Linked DNA regions of Homo sapiens: region 2 is linked to region 1. Evidence: read pairs that join two places in POLR2A ChIA-PET (ENCODE). Cell type or tissue: Caco-2. All regions are shown on one strand. Each heading gives the region's core, and the rest is flanking DNA. Links, peaks and the distances in the headings are about the cores only. Region 1 holds the start of IL17F (interleukin 17F). Region 2 has its middle 28 kb from the start of MIR206.

Region 1 (15,546 bases), core at 7,547-15,546:
TTTTTTTTTATTTTGTGTAGAGATGGAGGCCTCTTTGTGTTGCCCAGGCTGGTCTTGAACTCCTGGCCTCAATTGATCCTCCCGCCTCAGCCTCCCAAAGTGCTGGGATTATAGGCATGAGCCACTGTGCCTGACCATATTATTTTTTATGTGTAGCAATTTCCCTGTCTTTACCCTGGAATAGGCTCTGTCTTTGCACTTCCAAAAAGGTAAGTTCTCTTCAAGACAGAAGTGCCATCTGGTCTGATATAAAATTTGCAGCTCTCTTGGAAGGAGAAAACTGTTATGGCAATTTTTTTTTTGGTAGCACTTTTTCTTCCTGTTACCCAGCACAGAGACTGGTACAGAGTGAGTGTTTAATAAATGATGTTTCCGCTAACAAGTAGATAAAACTTGAATGCAAAAGCCTTCACAGGTCCACAGAATAGATTCAGAATTGAGAGGTCCCTCATGCGATCTGGAACTTTGTCCAGCCACTTAAACTGTATTCCGTCCGGGATCCTCACACAGCACTCTGGGGAAACTCCTTTCCGAAGTATTTTTTTCTCCTTACTTTTCTTTTCTCAGCTTTTGCCTCTGATCCCCTTCTCTCACTGCCATCTCTCCCGGCTTTTTTTTCATCAGAAGATCAGAAATTGCATGCTTTGAGAAAGAGAGAGAGAGAATGAATGAGAGACAACTACAGAGACAGAAGGGAAAGGAAGACTTCTGTGTTTTTTATGTTTTGTTTACCTATACCCCAAGTAATTTCTACTCTCACAAATATTGGCATATGAAGACCCTAGCACAGCATTTTCATCTGACAAATAATCATTTCTTTTCTTTTTTTTTGAGATAGGATCTCGATCTGTTGTCCAGGCTGGAGTGCAGTGGCACGATCACAGCTCACTGGAGCCTTGACTTCCTAGCTAAAGTGATCCCCTCATCTCAACCTCCTGAGTAGCTGGGACTACAGGTGTGCACCACCATGCCTGGCTAATTTTTGTATTTTTTTTGTAGAGACAAAGTCTCACCATGTTACCCAGGCTGGCCTCCAACTCCTGAGGTCAAGCTATCTACCCGCCTCGGCCTTCCAAAGTGCTGGGATTACAGGCGTGAGCCACCGCACTCATACCTAATCATTACATTTAAAAAGAAGGGTTAGTTTCTATGAATTGTGATTTTGTGGAGATTCTAGAAAGTGCATAATGGTTTTGAATATTTGACTCAAACAAATATGAAACATTGAATTAGTAGTTTCAAAAAAGTCTGAAACTGGAAATGTTTTGCATTAAAAGGAAAAAAAAACCCCAAGAATGATGTAGAGTTTGTGGGGTCTGTAGTTTTCTGCTTTTTGGGAGAGGCTCACTTCCTTTTTACTCTGTGGTCCCTGGCTCCACTTCTTGGAAGGTTTAAAAAATTTATTTTTTCTCCCTGTAATCTCTTTGGTCACATCTGACATGGTGTTGGTGAATATACCTTTCTTAGAGCTTTAATTCTTGTTCCTTGATGGTTGGGGGACTGAGGATTGGTTCCTGATTAATTTCTAGAGCTCTCTCAAAAACTTAGTGAACTTCTAATCTGAGTCAATTCTTTTTGAGGCATAATTCCCAGAACATTTCTATTTCTTTGTTTCTTCATTCCTATAACTCTGTCTTGATTTGATGGCAGATTACTAGAACTATACTTTTACACTTTTAATTGAGTCCTTTTATCCAGTTAAACATTTTTTTCCAGATGCTTCATTCTAATTCTTGCCCTTCGGTAATTTACTTGGTTGAAAGGTTTTATTGTGCATTTCTTTTTCAAAGGCTTTTTCAATCTTCTGTTGCAACCTTACAGGGCTCTGAATTTCTTAATTTCTTTCCTTTTTTTTGAGACAGAGTCAATTGCTCTGTTGCCCAGGCTGGAATGCAGTGCCGTAATCTCGGCTCACCTTTGCCTCCAGGCTCAAGTGATTCTCCTGCTTCAGCCTCCACAGTAGCTGGGATTACAGGCGCCCACCGCCACGCCTGGGTAATTAGGGTTCTGAATTTCTGAACTGTCTTCATTTCCTTTCATTTTTGTTTATCAACCTGCCAACTCTTTCCTGAGCTCATCTCTTTTATGTGTTACTTGGCCAAATGCAGACAACAGTATCCAAACACATGCAACTAACATTCTGTTTTCTAATCTCTTTCTCTAGAGCTTCAAGTTTATTAGGTACAAGATCTGCCTCTCAAGTTATTGCAGGCAATGGTTTAACTAAATGTTTTGCCATTGTAGAGCATGGATTATCGTCTGTCCAGCCTATGGCGTGCTACCTGACCACTGTTTCATGCTTTCTGTTATGATAGCACTTTACTTCAAGGCATAAATTTCTGTAACTGCAGATATACTGTCATGTTGCAGTAGTATATCTTGATTAGATGCACTTTTTTTCTTTTTTCTTTTTGAGAGAGGGTCTCACTCTGTAACCCAGGCTGGAGAGCAGTGGCACAATCTCTGCTCACTGCAGCCTCAACCTCCTGAGTAGCTGGGCTCAAGTGATCCTCTGGCCCCAGCCTCCCAATTAGCTGGGACTACAGGTGTGCACCACTACACCCAGCTAAGTTTTGTATTTTTTGTAGAGGGTTTTGCCATGTTGCCCAGGCTGGTCTCAAACTCCTGGCCTCAAGTGATCTGCCCTCCTTGGCCTCCCAAAGTGTGGGGATTGCAGGCATGAGCCACCACACCTGGCTAGATACCCCTTTTAAAAATGAGAATAAAAGTTTTTAAAAGTTGTATTTGTTAAACTAAATGTGTACATTTATTTTATCATTATTCCCAGCAATCTCATATTATTATCTTACTGGTTTATATGTGCGTGTTCACTTTTTTCCATGACTGTTTTAAGCTCATTAAGGTAGAGACTGTAATAATACAGTCTATTGCCTGTGCTACTAGCCCCAACAAAATGTATCATGGCTCCAAGCACATATGAGGGCATGAAAACATCTTGCTGATTTGGATGTTTGAAGAAGTATAGTATTTTACCACATTTGAGGCTGTGTGTAACTCATTGCTAAGACAACAGAGTCTTTTGGTATCTCTTTTTGTGGGCTCTTGGAGTTGACTGTAGTCATCTCGCTGTCAGTGTGTTGAATAATGGCTCCAATGCATTATTGAAACTCTTAAAGCTGGTGACAGCTTAGATCATGAGTGGTATAGAGCCAGTCAGTGAAGGGTTCCACCATAGTCAGCCGTGTGCCCATCATATGTTCATTAGTGTGTCCCTGGTATTAGCACATGATTTACATTATAGGAAGTGCTCAATGAATGCTAGATGAGATAAGAATCTGGATCTGTTGATTTAGTTTGAACTCAGTGATAGCCAGTTACCAGTCTGGCATCCTGATAAGAGTTGTTTTTACCCCAAGGGGGAAAACTGTGACCAAAGGTCAGTGTTGCCTCCTGCTTACATAAAGAACCATTTTGTTCTCCCCTGCAATCTAGCAAATCCTCTTGTTTTGAATTCGGTACTCTTGGTTCCAACTGATTTATTCATTCTTTCTTTCAAGAGAGCTGGTATATTCTTCTATGCATTGAGGTACAGCTCTGAATGGAAAAGAGATCACTGAAGAAAATGAGTGACTCAATCCACTCAATTTAGTACACATTTAAAGGTCTATTGCACATGTTGCTTTGGGAGCATGAGTGATATAAGCAAAGATGAAAACATGGCTCTTGATTTCATGGAGCTACCTTCACTGTGCACATGGAAGGTCACTCCTGGGGAGGCCTTGAAAATTCTCCGTAAGATGGGCTTAGGGGGTTCAGTCTGGCTAGAAGGGGTTGGCCAGGGGACTTGAGTCTGTCTTTGCATAGAATACACTGTTTAATCTAGATTGTATATTTGAGGATGTATATTTGGAGAAGGAGGCTGGTAGAGATTATTGGGAAGCAGGGTAAAGTTACCCAAATATATGAAGATCCCAGGGAACTATCCTAAAACATGTATGTGAGGGCAAGATACACAAGTATTGGCACAAGAGGTTGAGGAAGGGAACAATGCCTGAAAGGGTGATTTGAGGAAATCTTTTTGTAGAAGTTACACTTCTGGTTGTTCCAGAGAGAGCTGCAGAGGATTGCACAGGCATGGAGGGGAGCAGGGTGGATGGAAGGCCTGTGATCACAGAATTTTGATCGGTTTTTCAGGGCCTTCCAATGAACCTAAGAACAACTTTCTCTTCATTTTCTTCATGTGAAGAAAATGGCAAAGAGTTGTTCGAACATGTTACGCTAGAGGAAAATAACTTTGCCCTGCTAGAATGTGTCCTGCCTTATGAAAAGATGATGTGTAATTTTACCCAATCTTAATGAATGTAAAAAAAGATAAGTTACTGTTTTTTGGGGAATGTCTGTGTATCTCTAGGGCACAATGCCTGACACATAGAATGTGTTTAACAAATGTTTGACAACCTGAACTGAACTGAGACAAATTAACTTTTTGCAGGTCATTTAAATTTCATGTCAGAGCATTTAAACGCTTAATTTTTTTCCTTCAAAAATTGGAAACAAAAATATGGCGCTCTCATGAGAAAAGATTGTGCAGAAAGAGCCTTCCTTCACCCTGGGTTTTCTCACTTATCCCAGCAGGCTGGGACTGTCCTCACTGTGTAGAAAGGAAAGTTTTTCACCCATTCTTGGGAAATTAGGCTACTCTACTCTAGTTTTACTTTTGATTACTTGTGTAAAAAAAAAAAAGCAAAAATCAATAGCTAATAGGTTATCTCTTCCTAAGCATATATGCCCAGTCCAGTTGGACACAGATGTGGGGCTCAAGTCCAAATCCCCATGTGCAGCCCAGGATTAGGTGGTACCCTGGAAATCAAGTGGGTGTTCCTGGCTAGGGATTGAAGATGATCTCAGCCCCTGGTCAGCTGGTTGAAAGCATCCAAAGTGCCTCCAGTGAGAAGCTGAGATTACCTCTTTAATGAGAAACACTTTGGGTGTGGTAGGGCCAACCGTCAACTGGTAGGCAGTATTCTTGCCACAGGTAGTATCTGGTCTAGAAACTACTAGATCTCCAAATCCTCTTAAGGTCCCTTACATTGACAAGAATGAATTCAAGTTGCGAAATGACACACCAACTTATACAAGGTAGAGGATGTCATTAAGGCAACAGTCTCACCAAGTCCATGCGCAGAGCTCTGATCCCACCGTCTCCTCCCCTCATTCTCCAAGTCTGCTTAGTTCTGCCCACTACTCTTCCTTCTCAGCAACAGTTCCAGCATCCAGAAGTCTTGAGCAGCCTTCTGCCTCACAAGTTGGGGGTGGCCCAATTAAGAAACTTCATGGCAACTTCAAGGCCAAGGAAACAGGCTGCATTGGCTGGGAAGGCTCGGGTCATCACTGCATCAGACCCTTTAGACAAGGATGTGATTCCTTCATCCCAGATCAGCTCCCTCAGCACATCTCCAAAACTGTTAGGATATTTCCCAGGAGGTGCGTCTGGAAGGGATACTTGAGCACATCTTGCGGGACTGCCATTGCCCAGTTGAAGATCCCTGCAATGCACCCAGCCACCAGGATTCAAGGCACACTGAGCTCACAGACCCTCTTTCCTTCCGGAGTGAAGATATTTTTTAGCCATTCATTTGTCATGAAATACGTTCCGCTAGCTGGAACGTCTCACATAAGGGTAAGCACGGTCCCTTTGTAGATGCCTCGGATCTGAAACTCCTGGTACAACTTCTTTGCACAGTCCAAGGTTCCAGTGTACTTGGTTTCCCCTGAAGAAGGCTGAAAGTGTAACAAGGACTTGATGGGTTCTCCAGGGGTCGCGATGCCTGTGGTGAATGTACCAGATAACATCCCAGCTGCAAACAGCTGGGGATAGCTGAGCACATCTTCTGGGTGTTTCTGTCATAGTTTCTTCCTCAAACCAAACCCAAAGAAGCACACAGCAAAGATGGGGGTGACACCGATGATAGGGGCAGCCATTCCCTTATATAGCCCTGTGATGTCCCTTCTAAGAGTCTTTGGGAGAGAGTCAAAGGTCCCAGAGTACATGGGAGGCTGTCTAGGCAAACTCGGTGGCTGTGTCTGCAGTCGGACCTTGACAGTGTCCAGAGGGTGCCCCATGAACACCAGGCACATGCCACCAAAGCCACTGGCCAGCAGGTTCTTGAGCAGGCTGATGGGCTTTGGCTGGTCGGCTATGGTCAGTCTGCCTATCCCTCAGTCTGTCAGTTCCTGGGCCGTCCTGGCTCTGCTGCCCCAGCTGCAGTGCCAGGGCTGCCAATCTTGCATTTAAAGGCTTCTACTTGCTAATTAATTTTGGTTAAAAAAAACCATTCTTAGAGATAGCCAAGGTAATGGGCATTTAAGTGTTGCATCAATGTGATTTTACATATATGTATATTTGTCCATGGCTCCTGGTTCATAACTCCCACAGCCCTCGTTATATCCTAAGTGATAAAAATAATAAGCATATCTTTTGTTAGGGTATTTAGCTTTTTTGTCTTTGTTTCCTGAAGCAGCTTCAGACAGCTTCAGAGCAATAAAGGTGAAAAAGACAGTCTTTTATTGTAATGTTGGGGCACTTTAGGCCTAAGAAATAGGCCTCAGAAAAAAGAATCTCCCTCTCTGAACTTCTCCTGCCCACCTTTTCTCCCCAAGACCATAGAAACAGAAAATATCCTGTCATCTAACATCACCCCCCACACCTTTTGTCTTGGAGCTGGCCATAAAGAAATTCTTTGATTTACCTTGTCTAATCATAGGCCATAAGACCCTCAATTCAGGAAGGGTCCTCCCCTCTACCCAGGAGGAAGGAAGGCTGCTCAGAGAGGCCAAGAAAAATCTGAACAGGCAGGCCTGGCTGAATTTCCTCATTCAACCTGTTAATATCAGGTTATACCCTTTTTATCCAATCACATTTGTTTACAGTTTTCCATGTTGTAATCATGTCTGCCCAATGAAGACTCCATAAAAGGCCCAAGAGGATGGGATACAAAGAGCCTTTGGACCGCTGAACTTGTGGAAGTTCTAAGAAAGGTAAACAGTAACTCATCCCTGTGCTGGGAGGGTGGTGCACCCCAGCTCCATGGGAAAGAACACTTCTGTGCTTGTGACCCTTTCAAACCTTGCCCTGTGTACCTTTTCATCTGGCTGTTGACTTGTATCCTTAAAAATATCCTTTAGAATATACTGGTAAATATAAATTAGTGTTCCCTAAGTTTTGTGAGCTGTTCTAACAAATTAATCAAGCCTAATCAAACTCAAGCGGTTTGTGGGAACCTGAACTTGAGGCCAGTCAGTCAGAAGTCCCAGAGGCTTGGACCTGTGATTGGTGCTTAAAGTGGGAGCAGTTTTGTGGGACTGAGCCTTCAGCCTGTGGGATCTGACTCTACCTACCTGGAGATAGCGTCAGAATTGAATTGGATTAGAAGATGCTTAGCTGGCGTTGGATGCAGAATTGATTGCTTGCTGGTTGATGGAGATAAATGCCCACATACATGGTCATGGAAATCTTTTGTGTTGCTGGTTGTGGTGTGAGAGCAGAGGAAAACAGTTTGTTTTATCAACACAATGAATAGTGATTATTTATTAAGCACCAGTAGGAGTCTAACCATGGGGTTAAAAAATAATTAGTTCAGGGAGATAACAAAACTACCAGGGTATATCATTTCTGAATTTTTCACTTATGTCATTCATTTCTTTAGTTTTGTTTTCCCATTCATAAAATGGAGGTAAAGATAGTTTAGTACCAAGGCTCCTCTAAGGATGAGTTTTCTCCCATTTAAATCACGATTCATATTGCGTGACTGGAAAGTAGAACATATGGTCCGTGACAAGGGTGTTGGCAATTTGTGGAAGAACAAAAAAGATTTGACAACAATTTCTAACTTGGTTCATCTCTGTAGTAAATTAAAAATTTTGCTCTGATTTGTGGGCAATGGGGGTGGAAGTAGGGTAGAAGGAAAGAAAAATTTGGTCCTTTTCCTGTCATCCCTTTCTTTAGGGTCCCCCTTTTGTTCCCCTTCGGGAAATGGAATAAAAAAAAAAACCCCTGCATTCGTCAGTAACTCCGGGTCAACCACAACTTAAAGACAGTAAGCAGGTCAATCGAAACAGGGGCAATGATTGCTATAAAACTAACAGGTACTCTCATTGATAGAACACAGGCATACACAGGAAGATACATTCACAGAAAGAGCTTCCTGCACAAAGTAAGCCACCAGCGCAACATGACAGTGAAGACCCTGCATGGCCCAGCCATGGTGAGTAGCAGCAATCATTCTGGTTTAAGGACTGTCATGCCTAGGATTTCAGAAAACAGAATCCTAAGGAATTAGGTTTGATTGGGGTCTTTTTGGAATTACTTCTTAAAAAACAGAGATGACTTTAATTTTGACTCCTGTCTGGTGGAGAAAAAGAAAAAAATAACTAGAAAAGTTATAATGGCATAAAAATGCAGCTCCTGGCCAGGCGTGGTGGCTCATGCCTGTAATCCCAGCACTTTAGGAGGCCAAGGCGGGCGGGTCACATGAGTTCAGGAGTTCGAGACCAGCCTGACCAACATAGCGAAACCCGGTCTCTACTAAAAATACAGAAATTAGGTCGAGCCTGGTGGCTCACGCCTGTAATCCCAGCACTTTGAGAGGCTGAGGTGGGTGGATCACTTGAGGTCAGGGGTTTGAGACCAGCCTGACTAACTTGAAACCCTGTCTCTACTAAAAATACAAAAATTAGCTGGGCATGGGTCAGTTGCCTGTAATCCCAGCTACTCGGGAGGCTGAGGCAGGAGAATGGCTTGAACCTGGGAGGCGGAGGTTGCAATGAGCCAAGATCACGCCACTGCACTCCATCCTGGGTGACATAGCGAGACTCTGTCTCAAAGAAAAAAAAATGCAGCTCCTCACCCAATGGCTTTTGCCCAGGTGGTGTTAGTGTGTGCCCAGGTGGTGTTAGTGTGTGCAGTCCTTGGCATCACAGACAACTAGCATGTTCTTTCCTGTGGCCATCCATTATAGAGTCAGGTTGGCCTGAAATTCTTATCTCATGGTGGGAGCTTGGCCAGCACTTTAGGGATTATGTACATATACATTTTAACCAAGGAAACTGGGGCCTCAAGAGGTTTAATGATTCCCCTGAGATTACAGGAGTGCCCTGGATGGAAGAAATGAAATCACCCAGTGTTGACTTTGGACAGCTCCTAGAGAAGGGAAATTTCCCATGTCTCTGATTGCTATTTATTTATTTTGTACCATCTCATTCTTCTTGGAGGAAAGAGAGATGTTAATGCAATGAAAATCTAGCCCCAGCAGGTCTGGAATCTTGCCTGACATTAGTCAGATAAGGCCTGAGAAGAATTTACTATAGAGGTACATGAAAACAGGGGTTAGGAAATCCCGCATCATATTATTGGCTTAGATAATTTCCTTTTTTTCTCCTTTTACAAGCCATACAACTTAAAAGAGCTTGAATATCATAAAAGGTTCATGGCATATAGCAATGGTATGTTTTATTTTATATTTATGTGTTATTTTAAAGATTACATGTAGCTCAGCAAAGTGCCATATTTAGGGGCATAGGCTTTGATGTCAGGCAGACCTGGCTCCACTGCTTGCTAAATGTAGGATTTTTGGGTAAGTTATTTATCTTCTCTGTGCCTCCGTTTCCTCAACTGTATGGTGGGGATAACAATGGCATCTTTCTCATGGCATTTATTGGGAGGATTAATTAATATCTTTGAGAATAAATGAGTCTATACTCTGTACTGGCAGATTTGTGTATGCTTAATTTTCAGTTAATTTGGCCATTCTAATAAACAACGACTGATAATGATAGAGAAAGCATTCAGTAAGTGTTAACTGTTCATATTAATATTGTTATTATTGTCCTGGAAATTCTGATCAATCCACTGAAGTAGATGGGAATACTTTCCACTTTATACAGATGAACAAAAGCTCAATTAAGCTATTTATTTAACATTGCTGGATACTGTAAGCACAAGAACTGGTACACCAATCTAAGCTTTCTGTCTCCACATACAGTATGCTTTTCTTTGGTTCAGAGGCAAGATTTGTGAATTTAAAGCCATTGCATCCAAGCAATTCTGTTGGGTAGCTTTGTGCTCCATAGCTATTTCTAATTCTAGTTTCCTTAAAGAAATCTGTTGGGTTGTCAGCAAGAAACATAACAGTGCAAGGAGCATTGGAATAGGATTAGAAGTTGAGAGGTGCAGGCAGATAGGACATCTTCAATAAGTAGTTGAGGCAAATTCTCATGGACCTAGAGGTTGGCCAGGTGCATGCTTACATGTGTCCACACATTGCTGGTGAGTATAGAGGATGGATGTTCAGGTTGCTCAGGTGAGCTCACATTAGAGTGAGGTGCAAAGCTAGGCTGAGAAGGTTGTTGTCCTGTTACAGCTCACCTTCACCTGGTGCTTTCCCTTGCCCCTGTCCCCTATTATACAGATTGAGAGCGATATCTATTCATCTGCTTTATAGGTGGCATATAAGAGTTCAAGTCATGCTCTGGATTTCTCTGAGAGGTGCTGTTTAAATCATTCTTAAGAACCAGCAACAGCCTGGTTCAGAGCCCCTGCTCTGTATTACATAACCACTAAAATCTACAGTTTCAGATCAAAAGCTTTGTGGAGCAAATTGGAGTATTTGCAGACATCATCTGATTTCCTGATAACGAGCTATGTGACCTACAACACTTATGCACATCTAGTACAGCTGTCACATTACCTAAAACACTTAGCTCTTCTAATGAGACAAAACTAAGATTAATGTTGGTAATAATAAAAATGACCTTCAATGACAATAGCACTGACTACTGACACCTAGGTTTGAGTCCCCAGACTGGTACTCATAGGCTGGTGAACCCAATCAAGTTATTTATTCCCTCTGGGACAGAACTCTTTCACCTGTCTAATTGGGATAATTAATACTAGCTCTGATTACCTCACCAGGTAGTTGTGAAAATCCAGTGTTTAAAGAGATGTAAAAGAATTTTCTAATATACTCTAAGAATATATAAGCAAATGTAATAATGACTTGTTAGAAGCATTGTAATTATTGCTAAGTCATATAACTCCAATGTATGTATTTAAAAGTTTTCATAATGAAAATTAATAGTGATTCAGTGAGTATGACACAGAAGAGGAAAGAGAAAACACAAAGGAGGAATTTACTTAAGAACCCTAAATATGTGATTGGTAGGCTTGGGAAGTTATCTAAGACCCTCTAATATAAGTTGGCATCTTTTAAAAAAAAAGTCATAGCAGGCCAGGCGCGGTAGCTCAGGCCTGTAATCCCAGCATTTTGGGAGGCCGAGGTGGGCAGATCACTTGAGGTCAGGAGTTCAAGACCAGCCTGACCACATGATGAAACCCTATATCTACTAAAAATACAAAAAATTATCAGGTGTGGTGGCGCACGTATGTAATCCCAGCTACTCGGAAGGCTGAGGCAGGAGAATCGCTTGAACCTGGGAGGCGGAGATTGCAGTAAACCAAGATTGTGCCACTGTACTCCAGCCTGGGCGACAGAGTGAGACTCCATCAAAACAAACAAACAAACAAACAAACAAACAAACGCCATAGCAGTTTGTCAAGACAAGGTATATGAGTGTAAATTCCACATCTGTCTAGTCCACTGTGTAGCACAATATAGAGTTAGCAAGAGTCGCCAGTATTGGATACTTATCATATGCTGCCAGTGTTCTTCATAATTTATATGGATCATCTCATTTAATCTTCACATTTTTTTTTTTTTTGAGGAAACAGAGTCATCGCTTCTAAGAGTCCTGGAATTGAGTTACAGACCCTGGACTTCTGACTCTGAAGCCCATGCCCTGAGCTACCACACTGTAAAGTCAAGAGCTAGTTGTTGAATGAATGAACGATTGTGGGGGATGAAAGTTGATGATTGCTGATTATCTAAAGGCAAATCAGCCTCATTCTGACTCTTCTGGGTCAATCTTGCTTTCAACTTCTTTTTAGTGTCAGCTTCCTCAGTATGGCAAATGGACACTATGACCTTTTTGTTTACTCTTATTGTTTTTTGTCTCTAGTATCTGCAAAATATGAAAAGGAAGGCCTTTGAAACCAACATGTCTAATCACCTTCCCTACCTTAACTCATGGAAGGTGTGAGCCTGAACAACGCTAAGCCTAGAGAATAAAAGCAACTTATTTTCAGCTCTTTTTTTTTTTTTTTTTTTTCCAAGCAGGAGTCTCGCACTGTCGCCCAGGCTGGAGTGCAGTGGTGCAATTTCGGCTCACTGCAACCTCCACCTCCTAGGTTCAAAGGATTCTCCTGCCTCAGCCTCCCGAGTAGCTGGGATTGCAGGCGTGCACCACCACGCCTGGCTAATTTTTATATTTTTAGTAGAGACGAGGTTTCACCATGTTGGCCAGGCTGGTCCTGAACTCCTGACTTCAGGTGATCCACCCACCTCGGCTTCCCAAAATGCTGGGATTACAGGCGTGAGCCACTGCACCCGGCCTTCAGCTCTTCTTCTGTATTATGTTGAGAGTTGGTGATGGGCCTTGCTCATCCCCAGTAAGGGTCAGTGGCAATGGTGGGTGAGCAAAGCATGGTTGTGACAAAGGGAATCTGGCAAGATTTGTAGCTTTTCTTTTCATTAGGTCTTCAGTGCACTTTCATTCTTTGCGCATTCCTATAACACCAGATAAACTGGCATTTCAACGTAAGTATAAAAAAAATGCTCCAGAGCTAAAGAGAAATAGTTTCCATATTCTCTCTTGTGGTGCATCATTAGTGCCCCGGTTTCTTTCAATTAGCATGGATAATTGGAACTTTGCTATCGTTGGTTTTGCGTAATGTTTTTCTTAATGCAGTGAGCTTAACTATATAGTTCAATTTAGCTGTATCATTTTGTTCATTCATTCACTCATTCACTCATTCATTCCAAAAGTGTTTATGGAAAATGTGTAATATGCAGGAACTTACAATCTAATGGGTGTAGATCTGACAGGAACACAAATACTACATTTCTAGACAATTAAAAAATGCTGCTTGAGTGCTAGATGATCAAAGCTTTATAATTTAAGGATAATAAACATGCTTCTGATTGAACCATTTTAGGGACTGTTCTTAGAGGAGATCACATCTGAGCTGGGCCTTAATGGAAGGGTAGGATTTTGACAGACAGAGTATTCTAGGCAGTGTATTCTAGGTAGAGGGGTGGCTCCGAAGAAGGATTTTGTGGGAGATTCATGGGATATCAAGTTGGAAATAAAAACAAGAGCTATCGTTTATTAAGCCTCTATTTTTCTTATACAGATTTATAGGTGTTTTATATAGAACATTCTATTTAATCTCATTAGTAGTCTCATAAAGTGAGCATTATTATCCAGTTGGAAGGAAGAGAAACTAGAGGCTCAGCAAGGAAGCCAGGATAGGATTTTAACTCAATCTCAGACCCTTGCATCTTTCTGTCTCACTGTTTGGGAGCTTTTAGACTATGGAGGGCTTCAGTTACTAGCTAGGCTACTGAGTTTAGTTCTCAGTTTGGCACCTTGATACCTTTAGGTGTGAGTGTTCCCATTTCCAGGTGAGGAACTGAGGTGCAAAGAGAAGCCCTGATCCCATAAAAGGACAGGAATGCTGAGTTCCGCCAGACCATGCATCTCTTGCTAGTAGGTGAGGCGAGTCTCTAACTGATTGCAGCGTCTTCTATTTTCCAGGTCAAGTACTTGCTGCTGTCGATATTGGGGCTTGCCTTTCTGAGTGAGGCGGCAGCTCGGAAAATCCCCAAAGTAGGACATACTTTTTTCCAAAAGCCTGAGAGTTGCCCGCCTGTGCCAGGAGGTAGTATGAAGCTTGACATTGGCATCATCAATGAAAACCAGCGCGTTTCCATGTCACGTAACATCGAGAGCCGCTCCACCTCCCCCTGGAATTACACGTAAGTGCAAATGAGACTGATTTTCACATTCTTTGGAAAAATATGTTAATTCATTCTAATCATAAAGTAGAAAATGTAGAATACATAGAAAAAATAAAAGGGAAAATCCTCTTAACAATGAAAATTTCACTTTACCTGGGAGCTCATATCTTTCTTGTTTTGGACTAGGTTCACCTTTGTGGTTGATGGTCCTAATATTTTGCTTCCACGTTCTCATAGACTTTGTGCCTTTTTCTGCTTCATGTAGTTCTAGGATAGAATTCACAAATTTTCCTGTGTTGGAAGAGAGGGTTCTTTAAAGCAGATTGCATAATTATCTCCTCATGAGGATAAATGGGAAACAGAAAAGTCGGTTTAAGGAGATTCACTCAGATTAGACATTATCATTTAAGGAGTGGGAATGAGTGGAGGAGAAAGGCCAGTCTGGGAAATGGGATGTTAGGTGGAGACCTTCAGGGTACAGTCTTGTAATTTGGCATTAAGATACAGGTTCTTGGAAGACCAAGCACTCCCTCATACTCTCCAAATGTAAGTATCAAAGTAGATTCCAGGGACAATTGAAGTGCTTCTGGGGTTGTCACATAGCTTCTCATGTGAGTGTGTTATGAGAAAACCTTGGGACGGTAGTGCCCCCTGCCTCGAACTGGGAAGATATGGAGAGATCAAAGAATGACTTGGACAAGTCCAGCTTAGCGAGTGGATGAGTTTATTAAGACTTACTATGGGGCGCCCTAGGGCCACAGCAGGACAGATCTAGAGATCCGCTCTGCCTCCCATCTCTAAGCTGCTCTTAAGCGAATTTTCTGGCTCTTTGCCTACTGTGTGTGTCCAATGGGACTGTTTTCCTTGGTAGGTTCTCAGATACTCTCTGAGATGTTTGGGTTCTCGGTGGCCTGCTCCTTGGCTGTGCATGGTGGCCTTGGCTCACTGCCCGTCCTTCAGGGTTCAGACAGTGGACACACACCCTCAAGTAACCTGGTGGGGGTCCTGTCACACTACAAGTGGAATATGTACAATGGCAAGCTGGCAGGATAAATGTTGTGGTCTTTATGCCTCCAGGCAGAGGGGCCTATTAAAGGAGAAATGGAGAGAAGGTCTGAGATTCACAGACCTCTGGGGCTGTGGCTTTCCTTTCCAAGCAGCAGGCTCTGTAGACCGACTAGTGATGGAAGACTGACTAGTGACGTTCAATCTCCAGGCAGAGAATAAAGAATTGTAATAATAATAATAATAATGCCAATGAAAGATCTAATGTTAATTGAATGCTAACATTTGTACAGTGGGGTATTTTATATGTACTTGTATCACTGAGTATTCTCAACAGTTGCATGAGAAAATGGTATATGAAAATCCCCATCTTATAGTTGAGGAAACTGAGGCTTAGAAAGGTAAGCCACTGCCAGAGGCTGGTGTATGCTTCCAGGCTGTGTGGCTCCAGAACCTGTGCCACAGCCCTGCAGAACTGCCTCCCTGCAGGTGAACACTCAGTGCTGTGGGGCTCTCATTCGCTGTCTTCCTCCCCCATGCCTCACCATTGTGCTTTGGCTTGCTCCTCCTGCAGTGTCACTTGGGACCCCAACCGGTACCCCTCGGAAGTTGTACAGGCCCAGTGTAGGAACTTGGGCTGCATCAATGCTCAAGGAAAGGAAGACAT
Region 2 (15,546 bases), core at 3,201-11,200, 120 kb after region 1:
TACAGGACAAATACATTATCTGCATGTGAAATCTGACTGCTCACCTCTGGGCTCACACTTTTCATTGACTTTATAAAGGTTCTTAGGAAGCATAGATGCTATGTATGGGTATTTAATGGGATAGAAGAAGCAACAAAACTGCATTTCATAAGGGATAATAACTGGCCCAACATCAGCGAGGTTGTGTCATGGTGATACAGAATTGAGGAGCAGGAAGGTAGAGAGGAAATGCTATTCCTTCTCCTCTGTCATTCATTCATTCATTCACTCATTCATTCAATATTTATTACACACTGATTCCATGCTAGGCACTGTTGCTAGAAGCTGGGGATGCAGTGGTGACATAGAAACAAGATCCCCGTCTTCTTGGAGCTTAGTATATTAGAGAAGTTAGATCTTTCCTACTTATGCCATTGGACAACTGAAGAGAGAGGAAGCTTAGACAGCTATGAGGCCTATGGCAATCTGAATTCTTCCACAGGAATCTCTAAATAGAAGGCTGGGAGCACTTGGATGCTAAATTAGCCTGATGTAATCCAGGTTGTATTAACTCCAGGAAAGACCTAACCTGACTCCAGGAAATGAATTAAGAATGCTATATAAATAAGTTTCTAATAAAATCTGGGAGTAAGCCAGAGTGTGTTCCCTGCCCCCAACCCCCTTCTGATTTAGTGTTGCAACTGTTAAGCTGAACCAAAGGAAAAAAAAAAAAAAGGAAAAAAAATACAAAGACTACCTCAAAAACCAAACTACAAATTGGGAGAAAATATTTGCAATGTATATACTAGCAAAGAGAAATATATCGACAATATATAAAGAGCTCCTACAAATCATTACATATAAAATGAAATTACGATATCAAAACAGGCAAAGTTATTGTATCTTCTCGGTCATGTTTCAATTTTATCATGACTTAGAGATGTGGCTTGAGTCTCTAAACTCCAGTCCAATTCCAGTGCTCTATCTTCATGCCTCCCCCAGGTCTGTGTCTCTTGTCTGTCTTTCCCAGCAGGAAACAATGGCTTACTCAAAGAATTTCAGTGAAGAGTTTAACGAAGGAACAGTCTTTAGAGTTGTGGCCAGGTTGTGAGAATAAACAACAAAAATACTAGCAAAATCCAGAAACCATTACCATGTCTAGATCTGCAGGCATCAGGGGAAGGAGTTGCTTATTGGAGCTCGGAGAGAGCTAGAGTTCTGGATGAGGGGACTTGCCTCCTGGGTCTGAGCCTGAGTGGTGCAGTTCTTACAAGTCAGCCCGCATGGTACAGAACACAGCATAGGAGAGTAAAGAATGGATGTGGTGGGGTAGGGAGGAAACAGAGGATAAATAGGACAGTGATAAATAGAAATCCACAGTTTAAAACTTAGTATCTAATAAACATTAGATTCATTTAAAAGCTCCTCAACCTCACAAATAAGTACTAAATTGTAATTTTTAGAACGATTTTCTCACATTAGGTTGGCAACATTGAAAAAACAGGCATAATATTTAGTGTTGCTGAGGATGAGTAGAAATGAGAACTCTTATACATTATTGATAGCTTTCTGGAGAATAATTTGCCATTAGTTATTTCTGTTTAAAATACTATTTAAACCAGCAATTCGGCTTCTAGAAGCAGCTTACTCAGCTTACGCTGGGCAATAGTGGAATTTAATTAGTGGAATTGACTGCTGTTTTCAGGAGACACCATCCCTGCCTTCCTGGCATTTATAGTCTATAAGGGAAGAAAGGCATCTCTTAATGATTGTTCATAATTTGTATTTCAAAGATGTGGGTCAACTAATATTTACGGAGTGCCTACTATGTACCAAAGCCTTCACAATACATTAAGGTTAGGAAGTATGCTTGGCATGGTGGCTCACGCCTGTTATCTCAGCACTTTGGGAGGCTCAAAGAAGGATGATTGCTTGAGCCCAGGAGTTCAAGACCAGCCTGGGCAGCATGGTGAGACTGTGTTTCTACCAAAACAAAAATACAAAAAACAAAACTAGCCTGGCATGATGGTGTGTGCCTGTATTCCCAGCTACTTGGGAGGCTGAGATGGGAGGATCACATGAGCCCAGGAGGTTGAGGCTAGAGTGAGTGATCATTGTGCCACTGCACTCCAGCCTGGGTGACAGAGTCTCTTACTCTGTTCCCCCCCCCCAAAAAAAAAAAAAAAAGAAAATTAGAAAAAACATAAGCCTTGACCCTTCTCTTTGAGGGCTTCTAATCAAGTGTATAGATGGTTATATAAACAGGTAATTTGAAAATTAAAGTGGTAAAGATGAGAGTAGCAGATACATCCATGGAATAATATGGGGATAAAGAGGAGGGGGAGCATCACTTAGCCTTGGGATACGGGGGAGATGTTCTTAGAGAAGTTAATGTTTGATTTGAGTTTTGTTTTGAGAGATAAGCAAGAGTTACCCAGGTTAAAAGGGGGAAAAGGCACTCGATGTAGAAGAAAAAACATGAGCAAAGCATGGGAGAAGGAAGCAGAACGGCATGCTGGGGAGAAAGACAATCAGCTTACAGAGACTATTGCTTCTGCTAAGAGGAGTAACGGGCAGACTTAGCTTCCTGCCTGGAATAACCGAAAAACTCAGACAAATAGTGTAAAACACAGTTTTAAAGAAACTGGACATCAGGGAATGGACAGTGGTCCTTGAGAATGACCTCTAAGATATCCCCATATTGCTGCGTTGAGATAGATTCCAGGTTATGGTGCAGGGAGGGAAACCAAGTAGAGGTAGACTTCCTGAATTAAGGTCACAAAGCTAAGGTTCCTAGGAGACCAAGGTGGCTATGTTTCACTGAAAATTATAAAACACAGCCTGATTCAGTGGCTCACGCCTGTAATCCCAGCACTTTGGGAGGCCAAGATGGGTGGATCACCTGATGTCGGGAGTTCAAGACAAGCTTGGCCAACACGATGAGACCCTGTCTCTGCTAAATATACAAAAATTAGCTGGGTGTGATGGTGTATGCCTGTAGTCCTAGCTACTTGGGAGTCTGAGGCATGAGAATTACTTGAACCTGGGAGGTGGTGGTTGTAGTGAGCCAAGATTACACCACTGCACTCCATCCTGGGCAACAGAGTGAGACTCTATCTCAAAAAAAAAATTATAAAACACTTTTGAGAAAAACTAAAGGAGAAGAAATAATGGAGAAATATACCTTGTTCATGAGTTGGAAGACTCGGTGATGTTAAGATATCAGTTGATCTACAGATTCAATGCAATTTCAAACAGAATCGCTGCAAATGGGTATTACCAGTAGAAAACGACAAGCTGATTCCAAAATTCACAAGGACCAAGTCATAACAACTTTAAAATAGAATAAATTTGGAAGTCTAATACTATCTAATTTTAAGACTTATTATAAAGCCACAATAATTAACATAGCCTGGTATTGGCATTAACATAGACAATGGAACAGAATAGAGGTACAGAAATAATCTCACATGTATATGAACAACTAATTTTTAACAAAGGTGGAAAGGAAATTTAGTAGAGAAAGAAGAATCTTTCAACAAGTGTTGCTGGAACAATTGGATATGTACATGCTAAAAAAAACAAAAAACAAAAAACAAAACCAAACAAAAAAAACAACAACCTTGGCTGGGCACGGTGGCTCATGTCTATAATTCCAGCACTTTGGGAGGCTGAGGCAGGCAGATCACGAGGTCAAGAGACTGAGACCATCCTGGCTAACATAGTGAATCCCTGTCTCTACTAAAAGTACAAAACAATTAGCTGGGCATGGTAGTATGTGCCTGTAGTCCCAGCTACTCGGGAGGCTGAGGCAGGAGAATTGCTTGAACCCAGGAGGTGGAGGTTGCAGTGAGCCGAGATCACGCCACTGCAGTCCAGCCTGGTGACAGAGTGAGACTCCATCTCAAAAACAAAAACAAAAACTTTGATTCGTGGTCTAATCAATAAAATCAACTTAAAATCAATCATAGTCCTAAATGCAATACCTAAAACTATAAAATGTCTAGAAATAGACATAGAAAGAAATCTCTGTGGCCTAGGGTTATACAAAGATTTCTTAAGCCTAATACCTTTTATGGGTCAAGCCTAAATTTTCTTAGGCTTAATCCACAAAAAAAAAAAGACAAATTAGGCTTCATCAAAATTAAAATCTTTTGTTGAGAGCTTAAAAAAAGACAGACTAGGGAGAAATAGTTGCAGAATTTTCTATCTCATAAAGAACTTCTATCCAGAATATATAAAGGACTCTCAAAATTCAATAATAAAAAGTAAACCATGTCTACCCTGACAAAAAAAGTGACCAAAAGATTTAAACAGACACTTTACCAAGGAAAATATATAGATGGCAAATAAGCACATGAAAACATGTTAAACTTATTAGTTGTTAAGGATATGAGAATTAAAGCCATAATGGGATACTACTAGAATGATTAAAAGAGAAAGAAGTGATCATACCAAGTGTTGGTGAGCATGTGGAGGAACTAGAACTCTCATATACTGCTGGTGGGAATGTAAATTGGTACAACCACTTTGGAAAACAGTTTGGTAGTTTCTTAAAAAGTTAAACATATACTTACTCTATGATCCAGCCATCCTACTTCTGGTTGTTTACCCCCACAAAAGAAAGCATATATTCATACAAAGACTTGCATACACAAATATTCACAGTGCATTTATTTGTAAAAACCAAAAAGCTGGAAACCACCAATTATCTATCAACAGGTGAATGGATAAGCATATTATGACATAGACACATGATAGACTACTAAGTAATAAAAGGAATTAACTATTAACTGATACATGCAACAATATGGATGCATATCAAAATAGCTATGCAGAGTGAAATAATCCAGACAGAAATAAGAATTACTAGATAAATTATTTATTTTAAAACTAGAACATGCAAATAAATGTATAGTGACAGGCAGCAGATGGGTGGTTGCTTGGGAAGATGAGTTGGGGAAGGTGGGAGGGAGATATTGCAAAAGGGCATGAGTAAGCCTTTGGGAATGATAGATATTTTTACTATCTTGATAGTGGTGATAGTTTCATGGATGTATACATATGCCCAAACGTATCAAATGTTACATTTTAAATAAGTATAGCTTATTATATGCTAGTTATATTTCAGTAAAGCTACTAAAGTTGGCTTTGTAAAGTGATGGAAGTTCAGATTGGGGAGATGGGCAAAGGCCAGGTTGTGGAGCATCTTGCGTATCTTTGACATGATGCTACACTGAATAGTTTGAATAGTGGTCAGATTATGTTTTGTATAGCCCCTCTGGCAGTTATGCAGGGGGTGAATTTTAGGGTGGCAAGACTTGAAGTAGAGTGACCTATTATGAGATCCTTGTGATATACACCATGAGAGAGGATGAAGACCTGACCCAGGTCAAAGGTGATAGGTATGGAGAGAATGGGATGCAGTAGACATAGAGAAATAGAAGGCAAACTGTTGAGTCTTGGTGGTTGACAAGGCATCAGTTTGAAGGGAGAAAGGGTCTAGGGTGATTCTAGGTTCTGGCCATAAAATAAGGAGAGAAGAGGAGTAAGAACAAGTTTAACAGAAAGGATGATAGCTTTACTTTTGGACAGGTTGAATTTTGGGGGCCTGTGAGTCCTCTAGCTGGATCTGTCCCCTATGCAGTTCAGGAGATAGGTCTGAATCTGAGACTTACCAGTGCAGAGTCAGAGGGAGTAGATGACACTGACGAAGGAGACTACAAAGAGCTAGTGGGGAAGTGGTCAACAGTGGAGCCCTGGGAAGTGCCAGGGTATAAGGGACATGCACTGCAGAAGGAACACTCACTGATTTAGAAAGAATGGAGTGGACGTGGGAGTCAAGGGAGTACGGGTTTGAAGAAGTAAATAATCAAACTGCTTTTTCTTGAGTTTAAACATGAATAAAGTATTGGGCTTTTATTGGTTGTCATTGCTAAGTAACAATTTATCACAAACTTACTGGCATAAAACAACACACAATGACTATCTCAGTTTTTTACCTGACTGATCAAACGCAATGTAACTGGGCCCTCTGCAGAGTCTCACAGGGTTTCAGTCAAGTGTCTCCTCGTCTGCATTCTCATCCAGAGACTTGAGACTTGAGACTTGACTGGGGGAAAAATCTGCTTCCAAGTTCAAGTTCAATGAGTGTTTTTTTTTTTTTTTAAGAATTCATTTCCCTGCAGCTATATAGATGGGAGTCCTGGCTTCTTAGTGGCTGTCAGCTGTCAGCCCCCTTCATTTCCTACAGGCTGCTCACAGCTCTGTTCCACATGGCCCTCACCATAGGCAGTTCCCAAGATAGCTGTTTGCTTCCTCAAAGTCAGAAGGAGAATCTCTCACTTCTTTTGGCTAAGATGGATTCTTACATAATGCAATGTAATCAAGGCAGTGACAGCCCACCATCTTTGCCATATTCTTTTTTAAGTTAAAACAAGTCACAGGTCCTGCACATACTCAAGGGGAGGGTGTTATACAAGTGCATGGCGCAGTGGGGTCACCTTAGGGTGTATTGTCACATACTGTTAGATGCAGAGATTTCCAAGATTTGAGGAAGTGAGGCCAGTTAGGAGACAGCAATGGTAATTCAGGCAAAAGGTATTAGGTGCTAGAGTGAGGGTAATGGCTGTGGGGAAGGTGAGAGGTAACTGAGTTTGAGAGATAAGACGAGGACTTCATAGACTTGGCTATTGTAGGGGGCTTGGAGGGGAGGAACAAGTTTAGGAAGATGTCCATTTGGCAGAAATGTTGTGAGGGTAGATTATGAGTTCAGTTTAGGCATGTTGTGATGATATCTAGTAGGATACATGATAAATGGTTTGAATCATGAGGTGGGAGGGAACTTGGTTGAAGATGAAGTTTTGAACATCATCAGTGACAGCTTTGCTTTACTTTTAAGGCAAGGAAGTTGACTGGTCCTCTCTTCCCCTCCTATATATTTGTATCACTGAATAAACAAATGTGTGGAGAACACTGTGCCATGCTACTGAGTGGTATACATCCATCTTCCCAGCTTATTTCTGACCTTACCTGTAGAAAGTCAGAGTTGACACTCTATGCTGTTTGGATGGTAAGGGTGGAGGGGGAAAGACACATTCATTTTCCCCCTCCCCTCACTCAGAACATCTGCTGCCCCTGTGATGGGGGTGGCTGGTAGCACACCTCCTAAGCCCTGGCAGATATAGGAGGGCTGCATGGAGCTGAGCTGATGGCTGAAACCAAAGAAGCCCCAAACCTGTTGTCAAAGCAGCTGCATAAACCATAAATTTCTTGTGGAAGCAGACCCAGTGGCTGTCAAAGGGGAGGAAGTGAAATGGGAGCAGCTATAGTTGGTATAGATGTCCCTTTGGTTTCTTCATCCAGCTCAGAGCTCATAAGTGCAGGGATCCAGGTTCTTTCTTGAAGACAAAAATGCATGGCCATATTTTCCTTTGGATTCCCTTAATCAGGGTGAGGCAAGCATGCTTTACTGCACTGGTGGGTGGTTCTACCACAAGGCTGACTCCCATTCCCATGGAAGCACTGAAATAAGCCTCTGCTTTGCAAAGTAAATAACAAGGCAGCCTACCTCTGGGTCTTCCCGGGCCTCTTATCATTTTGATCTTTATGGTATCATAAATGTCTTTTTACAGGTGCGGGAAAGGGATCCTGGTGAATTTGTTTATGCTTCTTTTTTTTTTTACCCTTACTGATTAATTGCAAGTTAAAAGCTTGGCTGATCAAGTGGGGTCCTTTGCCTATCTCCAAGAGAGGGTAATACACCATCCATAAATTGTGTGCTTTTGTGTGGACGGTGTGCATGTGTATTGAGAAGTGGCTTACTAACAAATTCAAATTTTAACAGGTGCTTTAGTTTACTTGGTGTTGGTGAAGAGTGTTAAGTAAAAAAGGCAAACAGAAACTCACATGGGTCATTAGAGCCATGATAGGGGCAGTAATCTTTTTTTGAAATAAATTTTATTGTGTGTATTTGAGGTTTACAACATGCTATTATAGAATACATATAGATAGTAAGATTACAATAGTGAAGCAGATTAACATATTTATCATCTCACATAGTTACCTTTTTTGTAAAATTTATTAATTTAACAAAAGTCCCTAATACAATTTTATTAACTGTCATCTTCATGTTATACTTTAGATCTCTAGACTTATGCATATGGACAGTAATCTTACGTCTTACAAAATTCCCTCCTTCCCTCCCATCATCCTCCCTTAACCCTCCCCTACCCTTCCTCCTTTTCCTCCCTTCCTTCCTTCCTTCTTCCTTCCTTCCTTCCTTCTTTCCTATCATTCATCCAACAAACTTTTATTGCATAGCTCCTTCCTGTATGCCCATTATTATACTAGGTGCTGTGGATATTGGAATGATTTAGAGACATTCTCTGTCCTGGGGTGCTGTCTATCCTTGCTGGGTATTGAGAACATCCCCCAAATTTAAAAGCAGGCTTGTTCTGTATGTCAGTCAACAATAATCAGCTGCATGTAACTTTGGTGCCATTGCTGATGCACTCTTTTTATGGCCTGCATTTGGAGTTCTTTCCCAGCTGTATAAATGGATTTGAGTTGATTCATTCACGCTCTATCATCCAGCCTCCTGATGACTAAGGACAATCTTTTCCCCAATGACTGGCCACAGCTGGAGGCACAATCTATGGTTCTGGAAGGTTAGAAACATCAACTGGAATGCACCTTTGGGAACTTGGAATTAATTAGGACAAAGTCTGAATAGTGCAGTAGGATTACACCCCTTACTGAGAATCATTTCCTCTCTCTCCTGGAACTTTTCCGTGGTCATACAAGCATGCTTCAAGATCATCACTAAAAACAACCCCCAGCACCACAAAAACCTGCCGTAGTAAAACTTCTCAAAAAAGTTGTTCATCGTCTCTGTATCCATGCTTTCATCTTATTTGCACCTCTTAACAGATGGCTTCTGTTCCTCCCTGCAGTGAAATCACTCTTGCAAGGTCACCAGTGACTCTCAGATTGCCAGGCTCAACCATTGTTTTCCTGGTCCTGTATTGGCATTTCAGCTGCAGTATTCAACTCACTTGCTGCATCTTCTCAGTTACTTTTTCTTGGCCCTTTGCTTGGCCTGTAAATGTTAGAGTGCCCTGGTGACTTCTTACACCTTTCTAGTTAGAATCTCTCCCTAGGTGATTCTACACAGCCCCAAAGCTTTACATAGTATCCACATGCAGATGACTCCAGACTTATTTATCCTCAATCTTTCTCCTCATATATCCAACTTCCCACCTGACTTCTCCATTTGGGAGTCTAAGAAGTATCTCTAATTTAATGTGGCTAAATCATAACTTTGTATTCTCACCCCTACTTTATGTTCTTCCCTATCTCAGAAAATGACACTCAGTAGCTCAGGCCCCATATTCATGGTGGTGGCATCTTTGATTGCTCTTTTTCTTCACACTCTATACCCAGTCTTTCATCAAGTCCTCCAAAATAGCATGCATATCTACCTCCTCCCATCTGTCACCACCTTATTCCATGCCATTGGTAATTTTTGCCAGATTTTACTTCCCTTTAATTAATGTACCAAATTAGCTATAATATTTTAAAACCAGATAATTTTATTATAAATAATGTGATTATTTATATGTTTTATTGTAAGTAATTTGACTACAACAAATCAGATTTTTTATTATAAAGTTTTCTAATGGGTACCATTTTATTTATTTTCTTTTTTTAATTTTATTATTATTATACTTTAAGTTTTAGGGTACATGTGCACAATATGCAGGTTTGTTACATATGTACACATGTGCCATGTTGGTGTGCTGCACCAATTAGCTGGTCGTTTAGCATTAGGTATATCTCCTAATGCTATCCCTCCCCCCTCCCCCCACCCCACAACAGGCCCCTGTGTGTGATGTTCCCCTTCCTGTGTCCATGTGTTCTCATTGTTCAATTCTCACCCATGAGTGAGAACATGCGGTGTTTGGTTTTTTGTCCTTATGATAGTTTGCTAAGAATGATGGCTTCCAGTTTCATCCATGTCCCTACAAAGGACATGAACTCATCATTTTTTATGGCTGCATAGTATTCCATGGTGTATACGTGCCACATTTTCTTAATCCAGTCTATCATTGTTGGACATTTAGGTTGGTTCCAAGTCTTTGCTATTGTGAATAGTGCCGCTATAAACATATGTGTGCATGTGTCTTTATACCAGCATGATTTATAATCCTTTGAGTATATACCCAGTAATGGGATGGCTGGGTCAAATGGTATTTCTAGTTCTAGATCCCTGAGGAATCGCCACACTGACTTCCATAATGGTTGAACTAGTTTACAGTCCCACCAACAGTGTAAAAGTGTTCCCATTTCTCCACATCTTCTCCAGCACCTGTTGTTTCCTGACATTTTAATGATCGCCATTCTAACTGGTGTGAGATGGTATCTCATTGTGGTGTTGATTTGCATTTCTCTGATGGCCAGTGATAATGAGCATTTTTTCATGTGTTTTTTAGCTGCATAAACGTCTTCTTTTGAGAAGTGTCTGTTCATATCCTTCACCCACTTTTTGATGGGGTTGTTTTTTTTTCTTGTAAATTTGTTTGAGTTCATTGTAGATTCTGGATATTAGCCTTTTGTCAGATGAGTAGGTTGCAAAAACTTTCTCCCATTTTGTAGGTTGCCTGTTCACTCTGATGGTAGTTTCTTTTGCTGTACAGAAGCTCTTTACTTTAATTAGATCCCATTTGTCAATTTTGGCTTTTGTTGCCATTGCTTTTGGTGTTTTAGACATGAAGTCCTTGCCCATGCCTATGTCCTGAATGGTATTGCCTAGGTTTCCTTCTAGGGTTTTTATGGTTTTAGGTCTAACATGTAAGTCTTTAATCCATCTTGAATTAATTTTTGCATTTTTTTTTTTTGAGACAGTTTCACTCTGTTACCGAGGCTGGAGTGTAGTGGTACGAACATGGCTCACTGCACCCTCAACTTCCTGGGCCCAAGTGATCATCCTGCCTCAGCCTTCCATGTAGCTGGGTCCACAGGCCACCATCATGCCTGGCTAATTAAATTTTTTTTTTTTTTTTCTAGAGATGAGGGTCTTACTTTTTTGGCCCAGGCTGGTCTCAAACTCCTGGTCTAAAGCTTTCTAGTTAGAATCTCTCCCACCTCGGCCACCCAAAGTGCTGGGATTACAGATGTGAGCCACTGTGTCTGGCTAGTGTTCCCTTTTATTTAAAATAAAATATGACAGCTATTCGGGAGGCTGAGGCAGGAGAATGGCAAGAACCCGGGAGGCGGAGCTTGCAGTGAGCTGAGATAGTGCCACTGCTCTCCAGCCTGGGTGACAGAGCGAAATTCTGTCTCAAAAAATAAAAAATAAAAAATAAAAATAAATAAATAATAAAATAAAATAAAATGTGAAAAAAGCTTTGCTATGACCTCCTCCATAAACTGCATACACCCTGCTGGCTTCTGTCATGTCAGCCCCTGCCACCACCCACAAACTCTTCTCCAGCCACACAGGCCTCCCTTCCATTCCTCATATACTCCTGCCCATGCCCACTCTACTCCCTCTGCACTTGTTCTTTTGTGTGGAATCTCTGCCCCCAGATCTTCACAAGGCTACTTCCTTCTTTACATTTCAGTCTCAGCAAACACTGCCTTGAAATGGCTTTCCCTGAACGTCTGAAAATGCTGGGCAACCTTGTTACCCCCATCTCATCATTATAGATTTTACTTTTTTATTGATAGTGTTTCTCAAGATCTGAGATTATCTTGTTCACTTTTTATTTACTGCATATTGTCTGTCTTCCCCCAGTAGGATGAGACCTGGGTGGGAACAAAGACCTTGACTATCTCATTTAATACTCAATCCCCAGTGCCTGCGACAAATCCCCAGAATGCACAGTGGGTAATCATAAGTCACTCCCTTGCTCACGACCCTTCACTTCTTCCCATCTTATGCTGAGTAAAGGCCTTGTACTTTTGATGACTTAAAAGGTCCTGTATGAAACATCTCCTGTATGCAACATCTCCTGTACTATACCAGCCACTGTCCCTGAACTCGTTTTCTTTCTTTCCTACTCTGGTCACCCTGGCCTACTCACTAAATGTTGAACATGCCAAGCATGTTCCTTTCTCAGGGTCTTTGCACTTGCTGTCCCTTTGCTGGTAGTAACTTGCTCACCAAGACATCTATGGGCTTGCTATTTCATTCTTTCATGGCTTTCTTTACTTCCCTATCATAAATTCTACTTCCCATCATGAGATCTCCTCTCTTCTTTTCTATATTTTTCTCCTTGGCACTTCATACAGTCTAACCTGTTATTTATTTTACTTACTATTCTTGTTTACTATCTCTCTCTCCCACTAAACTGTAAGCTTCCTGAGGGCAGGACTTTTTGACGGTTCTATTCACTGCAGAATTTCAGTGACTGTGCTATCCCTGCACATGGTAGTTCTCAGTAAACATTTACTGAGTGAATGAAAAATTAGACGGATTCCAGGCCAGGTGCAGCAGCTCATGCCTGTAATCCTAGCCCTTTAGGAGGCTGAGGTGGGCGGATCCACTTAAGTCCAGCAGTTTCAGATCAGCCTGGGCAACATGGTGAAACCCTGTCTTTGCCAAAAATAAAAAAAATTAGCTGGACGTGGTGGCATGCACCTGTGGTTCCAGCTACTCAGGAGGCTGAGGTGGGAGGATGGTTTGAGCCCAGGAGGTGGAGGTTGCAGTGATCCAAGATCGCATCATCACACTCCAGCCTTGGTAACAGAGCCAGACTCCGTCTCAAAAAAAAAAAAAAAAAAAAAAAAATTAGGTAGATTGTGGCAGGCAGCTCCATTACAAATTCTAGACTTTATAGGAAAGCCATTGAACAATTTTGAGGAGAAAAGTGCCAATTAGTTTTCCATTGAAAAATGATGGCTTTGGTGACTTGGATTGGTAGAATGAGTGTAGACATTGTGTGACAAGTTAGGGGGATCCTCCTTCCTTACACCTTATACAAAAATTAATTCAAGATGGATTAAAGACTTAAATGCTAGACCTAAAACCATAAAAACCCTAGAAGAAAACCTAGGCAATACCATTCAGGACATAGGCATGGGCAAGGACTTCATGTCTAAAACACCAAAAGCAATGGCAACAAAAGCCAAAATTGACAACTGGGATCTAATTAAACTAAAGAGCTTCTGCACAGCAAAAGAAACTCCCATCAGAGTGAACAGGCAACCTACAGAATGGGAGGAAATTTTTGCAATCTCATCTGACAAAGGGCTCATATCCAGAATCTACAATGAACTCAAACAAATTTACAAGAAAAAAACAACCCCATGAAAAAGTGGGCAAAGGATATGAACAGACACTTCTCAAAAGAAGACATTTATGCAGCCAACAGACACATGAAAAAATGCTCATCATCACTGGCCATCAGAGAAATGCAAATCAAAACCACAATGAGATATCATCTCACACCAGTTAGAATGGCAATCATAAAAAGTCAGGAAACAACAGGTGCTGGAGAGGATGTGGAGAAATAGGAACACTTTTACACTGTTGGTGGGACTGTAAACTAGTTCAACCATTATGGAAGTCAGTGTGATGATTCCTCAGGGATCTAGAACTAGAAATACCATTTGACCCAGCCATCCCATTACCAGGTATATACCCAAAGGATTATAAATCATGCAGGTATAAAGACACATGCACACGTATGTTTGTTGCAGCACTATTCACAATAGCAAAGACTTGGAACCAACCCAAATGTCCAACAATGATAGACTGGATTAAGAAAATGTGGCACGTATACACCATGGAATACTATGCAGCCATAAAAAATGATGAGTTCATGTCCCTTGTAGGGACATGGATGAGATTGGAAATCATCATTCCCAGCAAGCTATCGCAAGGACAAAAAACCAAACACCGCATGTTCTCACACATAGGTGGGAATTGAACAATGAGAACACTTGGACACAGGAAGGGGAACATCACACATCGGGGCCTGTTGTGGGGTGGGGGGAGGGGGGAGGGATAGCATTAGGAGATACACCTAATGTAAATGATGAGTTAATGGGTGCAGCACGTGAACATGGCACATGTATACATATGTAACAAATCTGCACATTGTTCACATGTATACATATGTAACGAATCTGCACATTGTGCACATGTACCCTAGAACTTAAAGTATAATAAAAAATGTACATATAAAAGAATTTTAGAAACAAAAAAAAATTAGAGGGATCTTGCAGAAGTTCAGGGGAGACAGAATAATAACCTAACTAGGGGTGTGGCAGTGGGGATGCGGAAGAGGGTATATTTGAAAGAGTTAAGAGGCTAAATCTGTAAGATGTGGTGATTTATAAGAAGTGGGAAGCTATGCTGTGTTAATAACAAATCTCAAGTTTCTAGTACAAGTACCTATGTGAACAGTTGTTCTATTCCTGGAGACAGAAAACACTGGAGGAGGAAGAGATTTCAGGCAGAAGATCAAGGGCTCAAAGTCTTTGGACTTGCTGAGTTTTGGCTGTCTGAGAGATAGCCGAGTAGAAATACTGTGTTGGCAGTTGGATATTCAGGTCAGGAGCTCAGAAGATTTGAGTCATCGGCATACAGATAGTATGTGAAGCCATGGAAGTGAATGATAAACAAAAACTGGTATCAGATTGCACCTGTGAGACCAAAAGTCACTGAATATTTTTACAGTTCCAACATGGCTATTTCTCTCTGGGGAGATTCATTTGCTATATTGAGTGTCATATTATAGTACTCAGTCTTCAGTTGGAACCTTCAAAGGTCAACCTCTTCCTTCCACTGAGTCCTATCTGTCACCCTCCCATCAGGATTACTCTGGACACAATTGCAACCCTGTCATTAGACTCAGTTCTGTTTTCAGGTCTTCCTTCTGCATCTCCCGAGAGCCTGACCCATCTACCAACTGGCTATAAAGAAGGAGTGAGGGATGGTGACAGTCACCCAGCCCTGCTGCAGATTGGAGCACTTTTCTCCCTTTGGGGCTTCTGTGTGTGCCTATGATCAGATCCCTGTTATTCATTGTTATGAGGGAACAAGAGAATAGATGGCTCAAGAACGAAGGAGTGCAGGACTAATGGAAGTGTCTTAAATGGAAAGAAGATTTTGATATAGTTCTGTGAATATTTAGTATCTTTGTTTTATCCCAAGTCAGTTGTAGAAAATCACGCATTTATTTTTGGCTTTTTTCCTTTTTCTATTTAAAATACTTTAAAAAAGTCATTACATATTTACTGTAAAAAGTTCAGTGTGAAAGGGTATAAGTGAAAAATATGAGTCCCTTTTCCTCCTCTTTACATTTCTGATTTCTCTTTTTAAATTGGTTCAATTGGTTGTCCTGTTAAATTTTATTTTAAATTCAAATTTGGTTGGGTTCAGCAACTTGGCATGATTCACTCTGCTTCTGCTCAGGTTTCTTAGGAGCAGCTGTTAGAATGAATATCTTGCTTGTGCTGGGGTCTTCTACGTGGCTTCTCCAGGCAGCTTTTGACTCCAAAGCACCTGGGAGTGCAGTCAGATCTTTTAATTCTTGGGCAAGAGATGGCATGCTCTGA

Evidence for each region. ChIA-PET counts read pairs that join two places held together with the same protein. Peaks named below come from ENCODE experiments on the same cell type or tissue, not always from the same donor. Only the 100,000 strongest peaks of a DNase experiment are listed, where the experiment ranks them.
Region 2: POLR2A ChIA-PET joins it to region 1 with 11 read pairs; 3 of 35 experiments call an interaction of 5 or more read pairs at or near these places.

Annotation. Positions count from the first base shown.
Region 1 is chr6:52,237,076-52,252,621 of GRCh38, reverse strand. It overlaps IL17F (interleukin 17F), which reads left to right and starts at 8,122. Exons shown (of 3, transcript NM_052872.4): 1 at 8,122-8,225; 2 at 13,672-13,892; 3 at 15,454-15,546. The coding sequence starts at 8,193. LOC124901328 (a long non-coding RNA gene) reads right to left here and starts at 15,536. Exons shown (of 3, transcript XR_007059607.1): 1 at 15,425-15,536; 2 at 14,028-14,165; 3 at 13,799-13,880. It also overlaps the pseudogene SLC25A20P1. In Caco-2, for the core only: no CTCF peak of the experiment used is centred there; no DNase peak of the experiment used is centred there.
Region 2 is chr6:52,108,441-52,123,986 of GRCh38, reverse strand. No RefSeq gene overlaps it. Among named protein-coding and RNA genes, the nearest start is that of MIR206, 28 kb to the left of the region's middle. In Caco-2, for the core only: no CTCF peak of the experiment used is centred there; a DNase peak (open chromatin) is centred at 7,506.